2 separate regions of the Homo sapiens genome follow, and region 2 is linked to region 1. A link is a loop called in an ENCODE intact Hi-C map of the cell type or tissue named here. Cell type or tissue: GM12878. All regions are shown on one strand. Links, peaks and the distances in the headings refer to the core of each region. The heading gives the core; the rest is flanking DNA.

Region 1 (2,815 bases), core at 312-2,811:
GGTATGCTTACATGAAATAAAATCTGAAAGCATATAACTTTAAAGTTATTTTTAGCTGGTGGGATTATAATTTTTTCTTTGTTTTTAACTTCTAAATTTTCAACAATGAGCACAGGCTATTTATACAATTAAAGAAAGAAGAATACTAAAAGAAACTAAGGAAATGACTAGAGCTTAAAAAATGGGTTCTAGGGAGTCAGATCTGGCCATTTATATAAGCTATACTCTTTGAACAGCTTATTATAAATTTCTACTTGGTAATAAATAATTCCTGGCAATTAATTCATTCAATAAACACTTCAGCAATTGCTGTGTACCAGGCACTTTTCAAATGAGAGATCAAGGACTGTCCTTCATCACACAGATGCTAATCTATCAATGAATCAATACTGTGAGAATATAATATACTCTCCAAGTTTCAAGTAATTTATAATCCAGTAAAAAAACAAATAGTCCCCCACCCCTGACACAAGTTTTGAGGAGAGGAAGGATAATCAAATTGGGTTAAGCACACATACTAACCTGAACAAATTTTATATCTTTCTAAACATACATAGAGAGTATGCACATATATAAAGAGAGATAGAGAGAGAAATACAGATACAGATACAAATGGAAAGAAGTAAGGGGGCCGACTGTGGTGCCTCACGCCTGTAATCCCAGCACTTTGCGAGGCTGAGGCGGGCGGATCACCTCAGGTCAGTTAGAGACCAGCCTGGCCAACACAGTGAAACCCCGTCTCTACTAAAGATACAAAAACTTAGCTGGGTGTAGTGGTGCATGCCTGTAATCCCAGCTACTCTGGAGGCTGAGGCAGGAGAATCACTTGACCCTGGGAGGTGGAGGTTGCAGTGAGCTGTGAGTGCACAGCTGCACTCCAGCCTGGGCAATGGAGACAGACTGTCTCAAAAAACGAGGGACTTAGAGGAATAGGGGCTGGTTTTAAGGTTTCTTTCAGGAAACCAAAATTTTTACTAGATGCATACGTTACTCCCTAAATTAAAGGTAATTAGTTGATTTAGTCATAACAAAACAGAAGTATCACCAAATATTTGCTCCTACTTTTGTTTTTAAATCATGCCTGAACTACTACATAGAATAATTCTTTATTCAGGAAAAAAATATTTCAATGAGTCTTTATTTACCTTAGGGAGCTCTAAAATTTGGAGCCAGCATAATAAAAAAGATAAATTTATCATGTTTCATAAACTGTCATTCCCACTATAGTCACCAAGCTCATTAATCTTAAAAGCAGGTATTGGTATCTGAGCAATTTTTTCACTTTCAGTTTTGCCCAGGTAGACATAGAGTTTCAGAAAAGGCTGCCAAAAATCTAGTGTCGGGAAGAAGTTCATATGAACACTGATTTTATTACGAGTAAGTCAATCTGTATATACATATAATCAACACAACCCTTCCAAAAAGATCTAGACCATTTTGAGAATAGAGACTTAACATGTGGGGCTGGGTGCAGAAAAGTATACAAAGAGAAAACAAAAAATTGCTATGTTACACACTACTAAAATACATTCAACCCTCAGTATCTGTGGGTGACTGGTTCCAGGACCACTCATACTAAAATCTGCACTCAGGCACCACGGTCAGCCCTACAGAAACCACAGATACAAAAAGTTGGCCTCAGCATAGGTGAGTTTTGCATCCCATGAATACTACATTTTTGATCTACATTTCATTGCAGACATGGAGGGCTCATTGAGTTTATTTTTTAAAATCATGATTAAGTGGACCTGTGCAGTTCAAACCCAGGTTGTTCAAGGGTCAACTGTATTTACACATTTCTTCAGAGAAAATCATGCTTCCTAAACTTCTAGAAAATTTAGGTCTTATATAACTTTAAATAGAACAAAACTGTTATCACAGTATTTTAATCCATTATTATGTTTGAATTAATATCTATGTCATGAGAAAGCACAAAATTGTAACTCTGTACTCCTCCCCACTAATAAAACTGAAAGGTCCTTTTAAGCTTGAAAATAATATACCCACATTGCATTATATTAGGACTTACAGGTATAAGCCACTGCAGAACCATTTTCTGACAACACTGTGGTAGGTCAAAGAAAATGTTTAGATCCAAAAAATGAGATTACTGTAAGGAACAAGTATACCATCAAATAGATGGAGTAAATGGTCCTTTTTTTCTGAAAACAGAAACACATCCTGGACCTTACAAATGATTATTTTGTACTATCCCATTCATAAAATATTGTATATATAAATGACAGAAATCAAAATCATTTTCCTTCTAAAATTAGCAATAAATGCTATAGTGCCATGTTAGATTATTTTGTGTCTCCTTTGCTAAGTTAAACCAAAGTATTCATTAGCTAATTCATTCACTCAATAGCCTGAAACACAAAAGTCCTCCAGACAACTAGAGAAGAACTGGATCATCCCATAGTTTTAAAAGAATACATTTATCATAAACTATAAACTTTATTATGTACAATAATCTATTTGATTTAAAGCTAACAAAGGATGATTTAATTAGTATATTTTTCCATAAATTTCACTTGATCATAAAACAAAATAAATGCAATTTAAAAAATTATATTCAAATAAAAGGACAGATTCACAAATAGAAAATTCAAAGCCTCAAAAAAAAAAGAAGAAGGATGGGTTTTCTCCCCCAGAAAAAAATTTAAGGGTAATTAGACATTGGCTGAGTCAATAATATACATTAATACATTAATTTAAAAAAAAAACAAAAAAACAAGCAAAAGGGCACTTGTTCAAAAGAGCAGACTGAATCATAAAGATCTTTTGCTTTCCGAAGTGCCTTTGAAATGAGTAA
Region 2 (2,815 bases), core at 250-2,749, 44 kb after region 1:
CCGCCCCTTCCTCTCCGTCTTTAGCAACTGCTCCAGCAGCAGCAGTGGCTCCAGCTCCCCCTGAACAGACATCCGTGGTTCCAATTAATGTAGAGTGGTTTTGAAAAACACCAACTCCTCCCTTTGGCCCTACAGCTCTAGGAGTGCTAGTGGTTCCTTGCTGTTCCCAATCTCTGGATTGCTTCACCATCCTAGTTTCATTTCTCAACAACTCCACTAGCTATGAAGCCAATTCCTTGAATTACATTTCCCTTGTTTTATATTATTTAAGTTATATGTTTTCCTAGTTAGACCGTGACATAATTTAAGAAGTTGAAGGGGAAAGAGAAACAAAGAGAATATTCTGAATAAGAGCACAGAGGCAACAAAGCAGAGTACCTCTGGGATTCATCTACTTCTCAAATGTGTGACTTTGCACAAATTATTTCAGTGCTTTAAGCCTCAATTTATTCATCTACAAGTAGAGGGTTATAATATTAGCAGGATCTATACCTGCTAGGATTATTATATAGACTAAATGAGTTCATGCATTTAAAACATTAGCATAAAGCCTGGCACAAAACAGTTCAGCTATCATCACTCTTATTGCTGCCATCATCTCCTCCTCTACACTCCCAAAGTACTGCCCACTGTAACGCATTTTCAACTAGGCTTGTCCTCTTCTACAGGATCTCCGCTGCTGAGGAGTTCCCAGTCTAGGAGTCTAGGTTTAGTTTCTACCCTTCTTAAACACTGCTCTGGGCTTGATTCTCCTGAAGGCCTCCACTGATCACACAACTCCTACAAAATTAACTGCCTACAAATTTAGTCCACACATTCCTTAACCCGCCATTTGGAGCTATCTACAGTTGTTAACCCAACCTACCTTTCCCTATTTTTCTTCCTTGATATAACCCACATTTTAGAAAAACTTATTTATCTCTTTCTGGTTTCTTTCGAAAAATCAAACATCTGGTAATAATGGTTTATTCCAATGATCTGCCTCCTTTAGAAAAGCAAGTGCTCTCTCATTTTGCTATAATCATCACTCACATAATGCAACACCATTTAACCCAGTCATCCCCTCACTCATTTGTGCCACGTGACTGCCCCCTTTAAGCATCTGAATTTGCTACCTCTGCCTAAGATTTTATCTTTTTAACTTAGCTCACATTCTTCCCTTTTCTCAATGTTCTACTCATTCAACTCACTTTTCACAGTTTTCTCTGATTTCCCAAATAAGAAACAATGGCTCATTCCTACGAAATCAAGCATTTTATCCATATATTTCTCTTATGACACCTATGCCTTAGTCTTTCATTCCCTTACCCTTGAAAAGACATTTACTAAGTATCTGCAACCTACCCCGTGCTGTGCTTGGCCCTAGAAGTCATTCTCAAAAGTGAATCAGGCAGGATCTCCACTGCTGGGGAGTTCCCAGTCTGAGAGTCTAGGTTTAGTTTCTGGTCAAGTCCCTTGAGGAAAAAATGCGTATTTGATTCATCTTTGTATCCACTATAGCACTTAGACTCAGAACCTTACCTAATAATGTACGACTCCATAAATAAAGTGTTAAATGGATGAATAAATAAATGAACAAAAATATGATAGCACTTAGAGAAACTGTCTTTAATTGGGCATTTAAATTTGCTCCAAATTTGCCTCCTAGAGCAACTGTTTTCATAAATAGCCACATTTATTTATTGTCTATGTGTTCAGTCTACAACAGTGTAGTTGCAGCTAGATGTGCAGGTTTGTTACACAGGTAAATGTGTGCCAGATGCTATATGGTCTGCAGAGCCTGAAATGGTTACTATCTAACCCTTTACAAATTAAGTTTGCTATCCTCTGCCCTTGAGGGTGGCAATCTTGGTTTATTTATACCCTCCCTATACACACTTAGTTTATAGCTTCCATATATTTGGTGTTACCCAAAAATCTATTAAAATGAATTTAATTGACAAATTTTAAAAACAGAACCTATTTCTAAGTTGGAGACTGCCTGTGTTATTGGAGATATTAATAAGCAATGATCAAAACTTGAAAAAGCACATCAGAAGTCAGAGTATTATACGTACTCTGATTATACACATATTTATTAGATACTGACATTTTAGGCCTCTCCTGACTATTACAAAAGTCAAAGAGGCATAGTCTCATTTATCTTATTCTTTTTTTAATTCCTGAAGGCTGTCCGTTCATCATTCTATAACATTTCCCTAATCTACTTATCTCCAAGCCTGTTGGTTTCATTCATTTGTTAATTTAATGATTCAACAAAAATTTATGAGGCAGAGCAACCATGTGCCTGGTACTATGTTGGGAACTGAGAGAACGAGTATTCTTAAAACTTCATCCCCATCTATAAAGAATATCTAATTTTAGTTAAAAAGGCATATTTCAAAGAGAAGAAACATTATTTAAATAATGCCAGCAGATCAACAAATGGGCCATGTCAGGTATCTGTTACCACTACCTGGTTTCAAATATCCACTAAAAAAACCAAAATAACAACAGCAACAATTAAAAAAACAGAAAAATTACTATAAATGTTCCACTACCATGAATCAAAAAATTTCTGAAAACTGGGAAAAAAGATCACTCCATCATAGCTGCTACAGCTGGGGAAAAAAAAAAAGGCACCAAAATTGTTTACAAATTCCCTATGGCATTTTATTCTCCCTAAACAACATAGGCAGTAAATAACTTTTTAGATAAATATAAGTTGCCTGAAAGTGTTATAAAATGCTAAAATTTCTATTTTGAGACTGAACATTTCAGTCCAAGAAAAACAAGAGTTGTACCAGAGGGAAATGAAGAAGAAAAAAAGTATTCT

The links. Peaks named below come from ENCODE experiments on the same cell type or tissue, not always from the same donor. Only the 100,000 strongest peaks of a DNase experiment are listed, where the experiment ranks them.
Region 2: a loop joins it to region 1, with 2.3 times the contacts of the local background. A loop is called at or near these places in 5 of 110 quality-filtered maps.

The regions. Positions count from the first base shown.
Region 1 is chr13:43,073,775-43,076,589 of GRCh38, reverse strand. The region is part of intron 3 of DNAJC15 (DnaJ heat shock protein family (Hsp40) member C15); the gene reads right to left. Among named protein-coding and RNA genes, the nearest start is that of LINC00400, 38 kb to the left of the region's middle. In GM12878, for the core only: no CTCF peak of the experiment used is centred there; a DNase peak (open chromatin) is centred at 1,597; H3K4me3 peaks cover 782 bases; H3K27ac peaks cover 1,129 bases.
Region 2 is chr13:43,029,336-43,032,150 of GRCh38, reverse strand. All of the region lies in intron 1 of DNAJC15 (DnaJ heat shock protein family (Hsp40) member C15), which reads right to left. Among named protein-coding and RNA genes, the nearest start is that of DNAJC15, 7.2 kb to the right of the region's middle. In GM12878, for the core only: no CTCF peak of the experiment used is centred there; a DNase peak (open chromatin) is centred at 1,400.